Regions from separate parts of the Homo sapiens genome. Here region 1 is linked to region 2. Evidence: chromatin loops called from intact Hi-C (ENCODE). Cell type or tissue: prostate gland. All regions are shown on one strand. Links, peaks and the distances in the headings refer to the core of each region. The heading gives the core; the rest is flanking DNA.

Region 1 (7,371 bases), core at 931-5,930, 59 kb after region 2:
TCATCCCTGACCCAATGGCCTTCTCTGAGCAAAGTGTCACTCAAAGGAAAGTGGTGACACATGTCTCACTGGCAATATTCATTTAGAGCAACCCAGCTCCACCTTCATGCCTATAAAACCCAAGGCAATTTTAGTCTACTCCACGCTAACCTGGTACATCTGATGTTTCCATAGTAACTACCTGACCCATATGTTCCCAGGCTTTTCCAGGTGTGTCTTCCCAACATGCTGAGGATTTGACACCTTTACTGCCAAGCCATGACCCAGGCCCCACCATCTCTCATCTGGATGATTGCAGCCACCTCCTGTCTAGCTCCAAGGCTCCAGATTTGCCTCCCCCAGTCCATCCTTCACATTTCACATTGTCACTATTCCAGTGAGATTTCTTTTTTTTTTTTTTTTTTTTTTTTTGAGACGGAGTCTCACTCTGTCACCCAGGCTGTAGCGCAATGGCACGATCTCAGCTCACTGCAAGCTCCACCTCCCAGGTTCACGCCATTCTCCTGCCTCAGCCTCCCGAGTAGCTGAGACCACAGGCGCCCACCAACATGCTAGGCTAATTTTTTGTATTTTTAGTAGAGGCAGGGTTTCATCATGTTAGCCAGGATGGTCTCGATTTCCTGACCTCGTGATCCGCCTGCCTCGGCCTCCCAAAGTGCTGGGATTACAGGCGTGAGCCATCCAATGAGATTTCTAAAAGGCAAATGCGATCAGGTCCCCACTGTGAATGAGATGAAGTGCAAGCTGTTCAGCCTGAAACTCAGTGACCCCCAGGACCTGTCTCTCAGCCTCAACCTTTTCCGTTTTGTCTTTGGCTATCCCTGCCCATATCAGTTCCTGCCACACTCCATGCCAAAAATGTGCATGGATTCTCTTCCCTCTGGTAAAGGAGGCCCTCGTCCCCATCCCCTGTGTTCACAGATCAGCATTCAATCATTTCTTAAGTCTCACCTTACACAAGTCACCTCTTCTGGGAAGCCCTCCTGATTCTCCAGCAGACATGACCTCCATTGGACCCCCCACTACACTGACTAGATTTTGCTAATGTCTCTGTTTACAAATAGGTATCCACCAAGTATGCACTGAAAGACTCGAGGGTGAAAACCACAGCAGAACCATCTCTGAATCCCAGGACTTGGCACAAAGGGATGCTCAGAAAGTGTTTAATGAAGTAATGATTGGATAGATGGATGGATGTGTGCATGCCTGCATGTATATATGATGGGTGGATGGATACACGAATGGAGAGGTGGGAGAGAGATTTGAGGATGGGAGAATGAATGGATGGATAGATGGACAGATGGACAGATAGATGGATGAATAGATTCATTCATGGCTAGGTGGGTTAGTGGATGGATGGATGGATACATGGATGGATGGATGGATACATAGATGGATGCATGGACGGATGACTAGGTGATGGGTGGACAGATGGGCAGATTCATGGATGAATGGATGGGTGGATGGATGGGTGGGTTGATGGGTAAATAGATGGTCAGATTCCTGGATAGACGGATGGATGGGTGGATGCTTCAGTGGACAATAGGTGTATATGTAGGTTATTATTTTTAAGCCCAATTTGAAAGTATTTTTTCTGAGTAAAAAAATTAAGCTTATTTATTTATGACCCAAATTGATATGGTTGATCTTCTAAACCTTTGCTTTATGCTTTTTAGGTTTTGTGCTTATTTTTTGTGCTCCTTCTTTTTCCTAAAAAAAAAATTTATGTGAGTATGAATATGGTCATTTGGGGGTTTTATTCCTAACCAGTGATTTTTAAAGTATGAATCCTGTGGGCTTTTTTTCATTCTATAAGAGATTACCTTTATGTTGCTGATAAGGTTTGGCTGTGTCCCCACCCAAATCACATCTTGAATTGTAGTTCCCATAACCCATACGTGTTGTGGGAGGGACCTGGCAGGAGGTAATTGAATCATGAGGCTGGTCATCCTTATGCTGTTCTTGAAATAGTGAGTTCTCATGAGATCTGATGGTTTTATAAGGAGCTTTTCCCCCTTTGCTTAGTACTTCTCTCTTCTGCTGCCCTGTGAAGAGGTGCCTTCTGCCATGATTGTAAGTTTCCTGAGGCCTCCCAAGCCATGCAGAACTGTAAGTCAATTAAACCTCTTTTCTTCATAAATTACCCAGTCTTGGGTATTTCTTCATAGCAGTGTGAGAACAGACTAATACAGTTATTAAAATTGTTTTTTAGTTTACAAGTCTCTACAGGTCAAAGACAAGAATGAGCTGTTCTTTTGACTTCTTCCTTTTAAGGAAAAATAGTGAATCCACTCTCTGTTCAGCAACCAACCTCCCTATCCCCTACTGACGCAGGATTTTTCTTGGCCACTTTGAATGCTGGAGACCTCCAGCTGGCGATGCCCATGCCCAGGCCTCACTCAGCCCCAGGCTTGCCACAGGAGGTGCCCCACCCACTTGGCCCATTGGGCCATACTTGGCTTGCACTCCAGTGCAGATCCCACGGCCTCCATGACTGCACACTCAGCCCCTGGCAGGAGGAGGTGTATGGACGAGTGAGTGTGGGGTCTGGCTGGCCACTCCAAGCACTGGCACAGGAGCGGGCCCTGTACAAGGCTTGTGGCTGGACCAGGCATGTTGCAAGCAACTCCCATGGTGGACTCTAGTGTCCAGACAAGCAGAAGGCGGTGGCACCCAAGCAGGGAAGCCCATGACCCTGAAGCCTCAGAGGGGTGTTACAGGGTGCTAATAGCTCTTTTAGTCCCACTGCAGCCCAACGAATGGGGGCATGTTAACAGCTCTGTCAGTCCCATTGCCCCACTCCAGCCTGTGGCTCTGGGGCTGGCCCAGCCCCACCACTGCTTTCCATCATATGGGGCAGCTGCCAAGCACCGATGGTGGGGCAGAGGGCTACATTGTTACTGCCTTCTTCATACCCACATTCGGTGGGGTCCTGAGTTCTTGTCCCATGTCCAAGAAGAATGAGATTATGCTGACAATCAAAAATTGAGAAGGGTGGAGATGAGTTTTATTAAGTGATGAGCCAGCTCTCAGTGGAGAGAGGATGTGAGCATGGTACCCCACCCAAAGTTGGGTGGTTTCTCTCCCAGTGTGACTGGGTCCAGAGCTTTTTATGGGCTCAGAATGGGGGAGTGTGTGCTGATTGGTTTGTGAGTATTCAAAAATGGCTAAAACAAAGGCAACATTCAAAGGTGGGCAAGACAGTGTAAAAAACCAATTAGGGAAGGGTAGGTATATGTAAAATAGGTGAAGGGTGGGGATCAATCAGAGGAAAGTGCGCCAAATGGGAAGAGAGGTTCTCAAGCCAGTCCGTGGATTTATCTGAGACTTGTAGCTTGGCCTTCAGGCTTTAAACTGCCTTTGGTTTGAAGGTGGGGTTTCACCAGGAACCCACCCCTATCTACTGAGGCATTTGATTGCCTCCTGCGACTATCACTACCCTACCACCAGTGGAAATGTTGGGGGCAGTAGATGCATCAGGAAGATCAGATGCCTAGGGCCCATTCCCCAGGATGCAGCTGGGTTGGAGGAATGCAGTGGTTCTGTAGACCAGTGCCTTGGGCTCCCTTCTTGATTCAGCCTCTGACTGTGCCTGCCCACGGAGCCTCTTTGGTCAGCTCTGGCCCTGGCCCAGAACAGCCCCCGGTGGGTCTGTCGATACCAGAGCTGTCATCGTGCCCCAGGAGAAGCTGCCATCCAGCATGTGTGCCCGAGTTCTGGGTCGATGATCTTTGCTATAGCAACCAAGCATTTTGAATGGAAATGCACACTGAGTAATTGAAGGCTATTTTTTCTCTCTGCTAAAGCAAGAGAAATCCCATGTTGGCTGTCATTTATATGCAGGGTGCTCCAATCCTGTAAAGGAAGACCATGTTCCGAGAGAAAAACATTCCGAGGCAGAAGGGAACGGCACAAGCTGTGGGCCTGCCCTGCCAAGCTGGGGGCAATTCCTTCACACATATCATGCTGTTTAACTCCCACAACAGCCCTGTGAGGTGGGGACACCAAACCCCATTGCATATGCAAGGGACAGGAGAAGAGATGAAACCCACCCCTCATGGGCAGCAACTAAACAGTGGGATGGGATTCTGACCCCAAAGGTGTGATCCCACGCCATGTCTTATCTGCCTTGACTGCCGGGTTTCCCTCCCGTGAACTCCTCCTGACCTTCTCCTCTGCCCCCATTGGCCTCTCCACCTGGAGAACAGAGGATTTCCCTAAGGAGACACGTGAAGGTTAACAGCACAGGCCTCTAGGGGAGAAGAGCCCTGGCTGGAGTCCTGGCTTTACCTCTTTCCATCTAGGAGATGGGGGACACATTTCATCGTCTATCTGGAATCTTCATTTTCTTAGCTCCACAAAGATAGTGGAGCATGACCTTCTGGGGTTGTTGAGAGGATTAACGAGGTAAAAGCCCTGGCCCGTGGATGGCACTGGCAGGGACTCAGGAGGAGGTGGCATTGTAATCATCACAGCGCAGCTCTCTCTGGTTGGCACAGTGTGCTCTGAAGGCTCTCCCTTCTCCCTCCTGGCATCTTTCGTCTCCCAGTTGGGTTTCAGAATCCGTGACTGTGAAGACATGGCCTCTCATTTCTTTGCAGCTGCAGAGAAAGCTCCAACACGAAGCTGAGACAAGGAGTGAGGCCCCCAGAAGAATGGGGGTAGGAACAAGGAGAAGGGCTTGGGACCAGGCTTGACTAAGTCCTATAGCTTCGAGGGATGAAGATGGAGGTGACAGAGCTTGGTGGTTGGGGTAGTGGGAGAATCCAGGATGCTTAGTGTCATGGAAGCCAGGGGAGGAGGAGGCACCAAGATGGAGCATGTGTGCCAAGCCCTCAAGGATGCAAAAAGGCTGAGCAGTGAGAAGCCATGGGGAAGGAACTGGATTTGAAAATGGGGTGTGGGGGTTGGGGGCTGCTGGAGACCTCAGGGGAGCAGGGGTATGCAGGGCACAGAATATAGACCACTAAGCTGGGGAACCTTCAGTTACTGAGTGCAAGTTCCCAATGGGTGATAAGTTTCCTCCACGGTAACCCAGCCTGTTGTTATCCAGCTAATACTTGATTACCTCTGTTGATGGGCAATTCTCTCCTCCCAAGGACAATTGCCCTATTTGGGGACAGCTCTAAACAGTTCTTGGAAGGATTTTCCTTTTCCCTTAACTCAAGTCTGTTTCTCTTTATTGTCTTGTTTTGCAATAGTATTTTATTTTTTGAACATTTTCCAAGTGTTTAAATTTTGTCAAAAACATATAAAATCTAATATTTTATTCTAAAATTAATATTTATTTATAATGTTATTTATACTTAAAGATGAGTTGGTGGCTTAACAAGGAAGATCAAAAGACTTTCTCAATCCCCATCTGCACCATCAATGTCTAAAAATGCTAAAATGATGAAAGGGAGGAATCTACTCCAAGGAAACTGGGTGAAACTGTAAGTAAAAAACAAAAATATGACAAGAGCTATTTCCTTGGCTTTATAGATGTTGATATTTGCTTTATTGTGTCTTATGCAACAGAACATTTTCAAAGAGTATTATGCTCTCAGTTAAGTAGCGGCAGCACTTTGAGAGCAATCTTTCAGAGTTTAAAGAAAAAACGAATGAAATATTTTAAACATGGATGTGATGAGAGCTTTAGAAGCCAAAAATTGTTTGTTGCAGCTTTTCAAAGCAGAAATGAAAAAGCCAATGAAGCATCTTACAGAGTCGCCGCATCGCACTGGCTGGAGAAGCCTGTACAACAACCAAGAGAAGAGTATAGCCATGAACGTGGACATCGCTCATGGCTGCTGGCTGAAAAGTCAATGGAAGAAATCACAGCATTGCCACTTCCCAATGATATGGTAACTCACTGAATAAATACTGAGCTGCAAACATGAAGATCGAGTTAATATTTTGTTGGCAGAATTGTGCTTTTTCCTTACAAATGGAAGACTCTAGACATAGCTAGAGTTGCTATGTACTTGCATCGGTCTGGCATCAGCACTAACTTATCACCAAAGAAGGTCTTTTCTGTGACTTCTTGACAGCAAACACAAGTGATGTTGAAATATTCAGGCTGTGGAATGGCTTTTAAAATCTCATGATTTATTCTGGAACACTGTGCTGACATTTACATTGACGGTGTCAGAGCAATGCCCGGTGAAACTGGCCCAACACTTACACAACGAAGGCAGAGACAGCAAGCCACACTGGCAGTCACGGCGCTCATCATGGCCACATGCTTGTCCAAAAGAGGAAAAAATATGTCCTTGATGACAGTAAAAATTATTAATTTTGTTAAACTGCAGTGCTTGAATACACAACTTTTTAACATTCTACATGTCAAGATGAGGGGTACATAGAAAGCATTCTGCTCCAAGACGAAGCACAATGCTTGCCTTCAGGAAAAGCTCTTGTGCACGTGTTTCAGTGGTGAGCTGGACTAGCTCCTTTTTCATGGAACACAATTTGTACATGAAAGAACAACTGACAAAATATGATTATACAGATTTGGGTATTAGATATTTTCTTCGTTCAAAAATAAACAAAGTGGCTGGGCGCCATGGCTCACACCTGTAATCCCAATGCTTTGCGAGGCCAAGGCAGGAGAATTGTTGAAACCCAGGCGTTCAGGACCAGCCTAGGCAACACAGCAAGACTCCATCTCTACAAAATAAATAAATAAATATATATATAAATAAATAAAGTAACCCTGTCATTGCAAGGAAAACAACTGACAGTAGTTGTCAATAAAATGTGACTTTCTTGTGAAAATTAGAGCTTTGGAAAATGCGTGATCACCATTGTGAATAGCAGCTTCTCAATATTTAAAGGCCTTTCTGATGTGATCAGTGCTGATATTAACATGTGTGATCATCTTTATTGTTGTAAAAAACACATAAGAAGTGCCATCTTATCCATTTTAAATATACAGTTCAATGACAGTGAGTACATTCACGTGGTTGAGAAACAGCTCTCCAGAACTTCTTCATCTTGCAATTCTAAAAGTCCATGCCCACTAAACACTAACTCCCCTTTCCCTACCCTCTGTTCCTGGTAACCGCCATCCTACTTTCTGTTTCTATGAATTTAACTGCTTTAGACACTTCACATTGTGGAAGCATGCAGTATTTGTATTTTTTTGTGTGTGATTGGCTTGTTTTATTTAGCATAATATCTTCAAGGTTCATCCACGTTGTAGCATGGGACAGGACTTTTCTTTTCAAGACTGAATAATAGTTACTGTATCTACATACACATTTTGTTTATCCATTCATCTGTCAGTGGGCATTTGGGTTGCTCCCACCTGTTGGGTATTGTGAATAATGGTGCTAAGAACATAGGTATACAAAATATCTCTTTAAGACCCTGCTTTCAATTCTTTTG
Region 2 (7,371 bases), core at 819-5,818:
GGCTTCGAGCAGGTGAAGCTGCTGCTCATTAGCGGGAAGGGGTATTGAACACCCCATGTGACTCTGGGCCCGAGTGGGCTCCTGTGTGCTTATGAGTGGGATCAATACCCCTCCAGCCGCTATCGACAGGAACAGTGCTGCTACCCAGCGGGGCCTCCCCATGGGCCCCCCCACTCAAGCCCTGCCACTCAGCACACGTTAGAGAGAGGATGTGAGGCCACAAAGACCCGAAAGTGTGACCAAAATGCAGGTGTGTAGCCACAGAGCACCACCGAGGGCTCTCCTCTGGTCTCGGGTAAAAGCGAATGCAGAGCCCGCTCTTCCAGGCGCTCGGGCAGTGGGCACCCTCTGTGTGGACAGCTGCTGCACAGGCACTGGCCCTGAGCTCACTTTGGACCCTGCTCCTTCCCAGCTGGGGGCTCTGGGCTAGTCACAGCCCCTCACTGAGGGAGGCAGTCCCTCAATGGCCTTTGCCCACCTTTCCTGTCTTTGATCTTTCAGCTCGAGTTTCTCGGGTATTCCTGTGTCCAGATGCCGGGTCCATGGGGCCCTCACTCCTGGGGATCTGCTGGGGGCCGACTGCAATCACCAGAAACTAACTCCGACTGCTGCAAACAAAGAAGGAGCTTACTGAAGGACATTTGGGTCACAGGACAGAAGTAAGGCCAAGGAAGTGGATCTGGGGCTGAGGAGGCTCTCAAGGAGGTGGGGCCAGCAGCAAGAGCCATTCAACCACCTCACCCAGGACCACTGCTGAAATTAACCACGCTGTTTTCAGCCAAGACTCACTGTGTCCCTACCCTGGACCAAGCACCGTCCCAGGCCTTGGGGATTGTGCAGGAAATAAATGAAAAGACAAAGCTCACCCATTTCTTCCACGCCTGCCCCCAACCACTCAAGATGCAAAGTCCTAGAGCAGAAGAGCTGATGGATGGGCTAAGCTCTGGGCACTGCCTACCCTGGGCTCTTGCTGGGCAGTAAGAGGATGTGGCACAGTCTCCAGCCACCCTGGGGCATCCAGACGAGGGAGAACCACGAAAAGGGAGGCAGTGGCCCAGAGAGGCTGCAGGCAGGTCGCTCCTGGAGAGGGGAATGGTGAGCTGAGCGAGAGGGAGGCTGAGGCTATGGGGCAGGGCCCGTGTTTCTTGTGGCTGGATGGAGGGCACTGGGGCCAAGAGAGACAAGGGCATGGGAACAGAAGGGTGCTCAGGAAGACCAAGGATGCCAGTCCAGGGATGAGCTTCACCCCTAGGGCAATGGGGAGCCTGGATTTTGGGAGACACAAGGAGTGTTCGGGGTTCGGTGTTGAGGAAGGAATCCAGGGGAGACAGGAAAACGGGTCAAGTTCACGAGCAAGGGGCGTTTCTTGTCCATACCCAGGACAGGATGGGCCCAAAGTGACTCTCTGGGTGCCCATGTGGTGTCCTCTGAGTCTGTAGCAACAATAATCTCATGAGGTCAGTCATAATGCAGGCTCGGCTCCCAGCCAGGGTCGCAACTCTGCTTGAGGTAACTCATCACCCTTCCAGCCAGCCCATGAGTAATGCATAACAAATGACCACCAGTTTATTGGCTCCCAGTTCTGTAGGTCAGAAGTCCAGCAGGGTGTGGCCGGGTTCTCTCCCAAGACCAAAATGCAAGTGCCAGCCCAGTGGAGTCCCGTCTGGATGCTCTGGAGAGAAATGTGCTTCTGAGCTCACTCAAGTCCTTACAGTTGTTGGACTGAGGTCTCTGTTCCTAGGCAGCTGTCAGCTGGGGCCACCGTGCCCCTGGAGGCAGTCACACTCCTCACCATGTGGCCTTTTCCAGCCTCACACTCTCAACGGCACATTGAACCTCATGCTTCCAATCCCTCTGACTTCCTCTTCCTCCTTCCACGAGGGCACATCCTCTGCTTTTTAAAGGCATCACCTGATTAAACCAGACCCACCCAGCTAGTCTCCCTACCATGAAGTCGACTGGGCATAAGCAGAACATATGCCCGGGAATGACATCTCATCTTCGTCAGCTCCAGGGATTAGCACAGAACATCCTCAGGGTGCTGTACTGGGTTGACCTGTTCCCTCAAAATGCATGTCCTTCCCAGAACTTCAGAATGCGATCTCATTTGGAAACAGGTCATTGCCGATATAATTAGTTAAAATGAGGTCACACTGGAGTAGGTGGATCCTTCATTCAGTGTGACTGATGTCCTTACAAGAAGAGACACACAGACAGAGACACAGGCAGAAGGCCACGTGGTGACGGAGGCCAAGATCAGAGCGATGTACCTACAAGCCAAGGAGCACCACGCACTGCCCACAACCCCGGAGATGAAGGGGACAGGGAACAGCTTCTCCCCTAGAGCCTGCGGAGGGGGCGTGGCCCTGACAACACCTTGATTTCCGACTTCTGGCCTCCAAAACTATAAGAGGATACATTTCGGTTGTTTGGGGTATTTTGCAACAGCAGCCAAAAGAAGATAATACAAGGTCCATGTTTAGAAATTCTGCTTGTCATGCATAGGAACTCATATCCTGTCCATTTTGCAGATCAGAAAGCTAAGGCTCAGAGCAGTGAAGAGCTTGCCCGAGGTGACAGGTGAGCAGCTAGCAGGCAGCAGGACTGGGTCTGGCACCCACACCCTGAACCTCTGCTCCTTCTATGTCCCACAGAGGGGAGGGGTTCATATGGTCCTGCTTAGGGACAGAGTGGAGAGGGTCCAACTCCCAAAGCTCGTGCTCAGAGAGGACTCCTCGGAGCCCCCCCAAGACCAGGATGACAAGCTGGGCAGCAGAATCATCTACCATTGCAGGCGGAGCAATGGACAGTCAGAGATGGAACTGGTAAATATCACAATTTCTCATCCACGCCACAACACTTAGAGAAAGAGGGAGCGATGGCTAATTATGCCAGGGTGACTGGCATCATGGGACTGTCCCAGGCAACCAGGACACACAGTCCTCTCCATCCGAGGCACCGGGTGGCTGAGAGCTGAGCGCACAGCCTGCCCGCAGAGTCTCCTTCCCGTGAGGCCCCACAGCCGCCGCCTGAAGTTCCAGGCCTCACTTCTCCGCAGGACTCCATCACTGGCTCCCAAACACGGTCCTTTGAGCCTCCTGCTCTAATTGCAGGCAGAGATTACTCCCACAGTTTCAGGGCCAACAGCTGGGCTAAGTGGCCGTCCCCAAAACCCATTTCCTGCCTGGCTGGGTACGGAATGTTCTTTCCCTCTAAGTAAAATAAACAGGTCTGAACTCATTGGACTTTTCTATTTGCCGTCCACTAAAGCCTTCTAGCTCCTGGGTTTTTATACAACTAAGATTTATAGTATCTATTCTCACCAGTGCAGAGTCCCCAGATAATGCTAATAGATGGCTAGTGTTGCCAATAAATCCCTCCAGCGGTGGAGAGAAATATCTATTTCAGATGAGTTCTCCAGAGCTAATCCACATTCCGAGTGGTGGAGGGCACTTAGGCTGAAACAGCTCCACTCAACAGGCGAGGGCACTTCCGCAGAGTCTGGGCCTCTGCAGCCCACCTCTGCATCCTGGCACCCACAGAGATGCCAGGGCCAGAGCTTGTGGGGCTAGGAGCATCCATCCACCTTTGCAAAATGCTTCTGAGATGGGTCAACCAGAAGGCCACACCCGGTCTCACAGAATGGGGCCCAGAGGAGGTACTCAATACTCATGGGTTGAGGAATTGATCAGTCCAAATACAGCACCCTCCCCCTAAGGTGGCCTCCTGTCCCTCCTAAGGTCCCCACCAGCCTCGAGTTCACCCAGGTGAGCTATCTCTGAACAGAGCTGGCCATACCCTCCCTGATGCCTGAATCCAGGCGTCAGGTCTCTCTGCTTCCAGCCCCTCCCTCCTAGCCTTGCTCCTCTCCTGCGGCTAAGGAAGGGATCCCCTACGGGGTCCTCATCCCATGCCCAAATCACCCATACTGAAAATGAAGCTTCCCGTGCAGAATCACGCGAGCACACTCTGCATTTTCCCTCCAAAGCAAGAGTGGTGATCGGCCAAAGGTACTTGAGGGAACCCCCCACTGCATTCAAGGCCCTCCGTTGTGAGGGCACAAGCCACCTTCCCTGGGCCCCGCCAGGCCTTGGACATGCCCAGGACCCCCCAGCTTAGGCCCTGGCTTCCCCAGCCCTCTGCAGGAGACCTTCTCCGTAGCACTGTCCCCTGCTGAAGTCACCCCGGGTTCCTGAGATCCAGCACAGATGCCATCTTCTCCAGGAAGTTTTCCCAGAGATTCACTTCTCTGAAGGCAAACCTCGCACCATGCACTGTCCCCCTGTGGGGAAGACAGCAACGGACAAAACCATGACATGTGCGCAGAAAGCTAGAAGGGAGGATTTCGAATGTTCTGAACACAAAGAAATGTTCAATGATGGAAGTGCTAATCATCCCGATTTGATCACTACACATTGTATGTGCGGAAACATCACTCCGCACCCCATAGATATGTACAATTATTATGTATCCATTTTAAAAAATACCCCGTTCCTCCTCCTGGGGAATCGCGCAGCTTGGCCAGTGTCGTTCCCATCCCAGGGGGCTGTGTGGATCTTGGCCAGGCTATCAGAACCTGGGCCATGTCTGGGTGTGCAGAGGCCTCTGTGCTGGGCACCTCTGCCTGCTGGGCAGCGGCCCAAGCAAGGGCGGCCTCATTCCAGGACCACAGGTGAGTCCTGGAGAGGTGGTGGGCAGAGAAGCAGCCAGCCTTCATCTTTCATTTGAGATTAAATAGGGTGTGTCAAAATTATTTGCCAGTATTACCACAAGGACAGAGAAACAGAAACCTATGTCGTCCCCGTAAAAGCTCATCTGCGCTGGGGGCGGCTCTGGGGGCCAGGGCACCTACACTTATTCTCACGCAATTCTCACAGCAACCCCAGAAGATGAATCCAGTGTGGACCACGCTTCACAGGCGCAGGCGTTGGGGCTAAGGAGAAAGTAGGTCTCCCCCACCAGGCAGCCTGGCTGGACTCAGAGCTGGAATTAGCACATGGCTGGCTCTACCTGGCTGCAGCTGTGCTGGGTGAGTAGAAGGGATCCTCCAGGGTTGGGGCAGGTTAGCCCGAGGCTGGCGAGGCTGGCGTGGCTGGCAGTAACCATCTCTCTTCACACGTCAGAATCAAGATTTGTCGTGATGAGGCCTGGATTTGCTTCCTGGCTCCACCCGTGACCGAATCTGCAACCTTGGGAGAGCTATTTTCCTTTTTTTTTTTTTTTTTTTTTTTTGAGACGGAGTCTTGCTCTGTCGCCCAGGCTGGAGTGCAGTGGTGTGATCTCGGCTCACTGCAAGCTCCGCCTACCAGGTTCGTGTCATTCTCCCGCCTCGGCCTCCGGAGTAGCTGGGACTACAGGCGCCCGCCACCACGCCCAGCTAATTTTTTGTATTTTTAGTAGAGACCGGGTTTCACCGTGTTAACCAGGATGGTCTTGACCTCCTGACCTCGTGATCTGCCCACCTCGGCCTCCCAAAGTGCTGGGATTACAGGCGTGAGCCACCGCACCTGGCCGGGAGAGTTATTAATTCACCTGGACCTCAGCTTTCCCATCTGAAATTGGGGAATAATAATACCCTCCTCGTGGTTTTCATGAGAAGCCAGTGATGAAGGCAGCTACTGTGCTTCCCAAGATCTTTGCCTTGGCACGAACGCTCACAATATGGAACCGTCGCCGGTAAACTTTTCTGCACTTTATGAACTTACCTGTAAGGGGGACATCTTACTTCCGTAATTGGGAAATAACGTCTTTAAGAAAATAGCTTTCTGGTCAAGTCTGGAGATAAAGATAGGGACAGATTTGCTGTCGTTAATTGTGGGAATTAATGGAGCAAAGCGACAGCTTTTCCTTCCCTGAGTGCTGTGTATTAAAAATTTCTCTCGTGCATCCTTTCAACATACAATTGACATACTTGTTTAGCTCCAGCTGTTGCACTTGTTGACGTTTTTGTTGCTCCCCTTCCAGATGTGCTCATGCATGCGGGGGGCCCAGATGGGTCTGGCCAGAGGTAGCCAGGTCAGACAACTTCCAGGCTCTTCCTGGTCCCTGCACGGTGTGGCTCTCACATGGGGGCATGAACCCAGAAACAGCAGGTTCCTGCTTGGGTGACCTCCGGATTCCAGCAGGGTGCCCGACAGCCTGGGGGCATCGGGGCTGCTCTCTCATGCGCCTCCTGCTGTTCCCAACACAGGGAATTCGGAACATGGGGCAGAGGATGGGCCTGTCCCCCTACCTTCCCCACTTCAGCTCCAAGCCCAGCCTCTGCCAGTCCTGAGCCCACCAGACCAGCCCACAGCCCAGAGGGTATCATCAGCCACCTGCAGGCATGGCCAGAGCTGATCTCTTGGCCACAGACCCTATCTCCTGCTTGCCAGGGGACAAGGCTGGACCCCATGCCAGATGGCCAGTCAGCCCAGTCAGCTGCCCTCCCCAGCACACCGAGTGCCTCTCGGGCCTCGGGGGTGGTCAGGCTGGATGAGGGGCTGCCCCTGACAGCCTTCAGGAGCATTCACCTGCCAGTGCCCAGAGGGTTAGCTCAACATCAGGAATCAGTTTGTGTCATGAATGACCACACTTTTCCACAACTAACCCTTGAGCTGTTCCTGCACATTCCCATGTTACAATAACTTCTCCAGGTATCATTTCTGGATGCACCTTCTGCCCCCTACCTTCCCTCACCACCCCATTGGAGGTGCTCCTCCCACCCCACTTTTCCACCCCCACCTGCCAGTCTCCCTGATTGTCCTCATTCAACACTTGACCTCACGAGGTCAGCCTGTGCGCTCACTCTCTCTCTCATGTTGTCTGTTTCCCTCAAAGAGTGTGAGCGCCATCAGAGCAGAGTCCTCCCGGGCGGAAGGAGTAAACATGCGCATAAGCAGCAGAGCTGAGTGCTAAGCCCGGCAAAGAAGGACATTTATTGGAAGACACTGGGTGGGTCACAGAACCCAAGAGCAAGGCTGAGTGGCCCAGACAAAAGACCAGACAGGCCAGCTCCGGGTTAGGGCGGAGGCACCCACTGGCCTGTCCTCTGGGCACTGCCCCCACCTGGCCCAGCCCCACCAGCCTCCTTCACTAGACTCACAAGAGGGACTCTGGCTGATGCAGCTTGCACCTCAGGTCCACCTCTGTGGTCAGGAAAGTGCACACTTGTCAGGGAGGGGGTGTGGGGGAAAGATAACCACACAGACAAAAATAACAATGATTACAATCAGATGTACTAGAATCCAGTACATCTGGGATTCTAGTTCTGGTTGTTCTGAACCCTAGATCCATGTTGTGGTGGAAGAATGAGTGGGTGACAAGGTAGGACCGATGCATGAAAAGAGGATGGATTTTGGATGGATGGATGACAGGTGGGTAGATGGATGG

The links. Hi-C counts contacts between places; a loop is a spot of excess contacts. Peaks named below come from ENCODE experiments on the same cell type or tissue, not always from the same donor. Only the 100,000 strongest peaks of a DNase experiment are listed, where the experiment ranks them.
Region 1: a loop joins it to region 2, with 3 times the contacts of the local background. A loop is called at or near these places in 2 of 110 quality-filtered maps.

What each region holds. Positions count from the first base shown.
Region 1 is chr22:47,229,139-47,236,509 of GRCh38, reverse strand. No RefSeq gene overlaps it. Among named protein-coding and RNA genes, the nearest start is that of LINC01644, 250 kb to the left of the region's middle. In prostate gland, for the core only: no CTCF peak of the experiment used is centred there; no DNase peak of the experiment used is centred there.
Region 2 is chr22:47,288,488-47,295,858 of GRCh38, reverse strand. No RefSeq gene overlaps it. Among named protein-coding and RNA genes, the nearest start is that of LINC01644, 190 kb to the left of the region's middle. In prostate gland, for the core only: no CTCF peak of the experiment used is centred there; a DNase peak (open chromatin) is centred at 3,148; H3K27ac peaks cover 1,496 bases.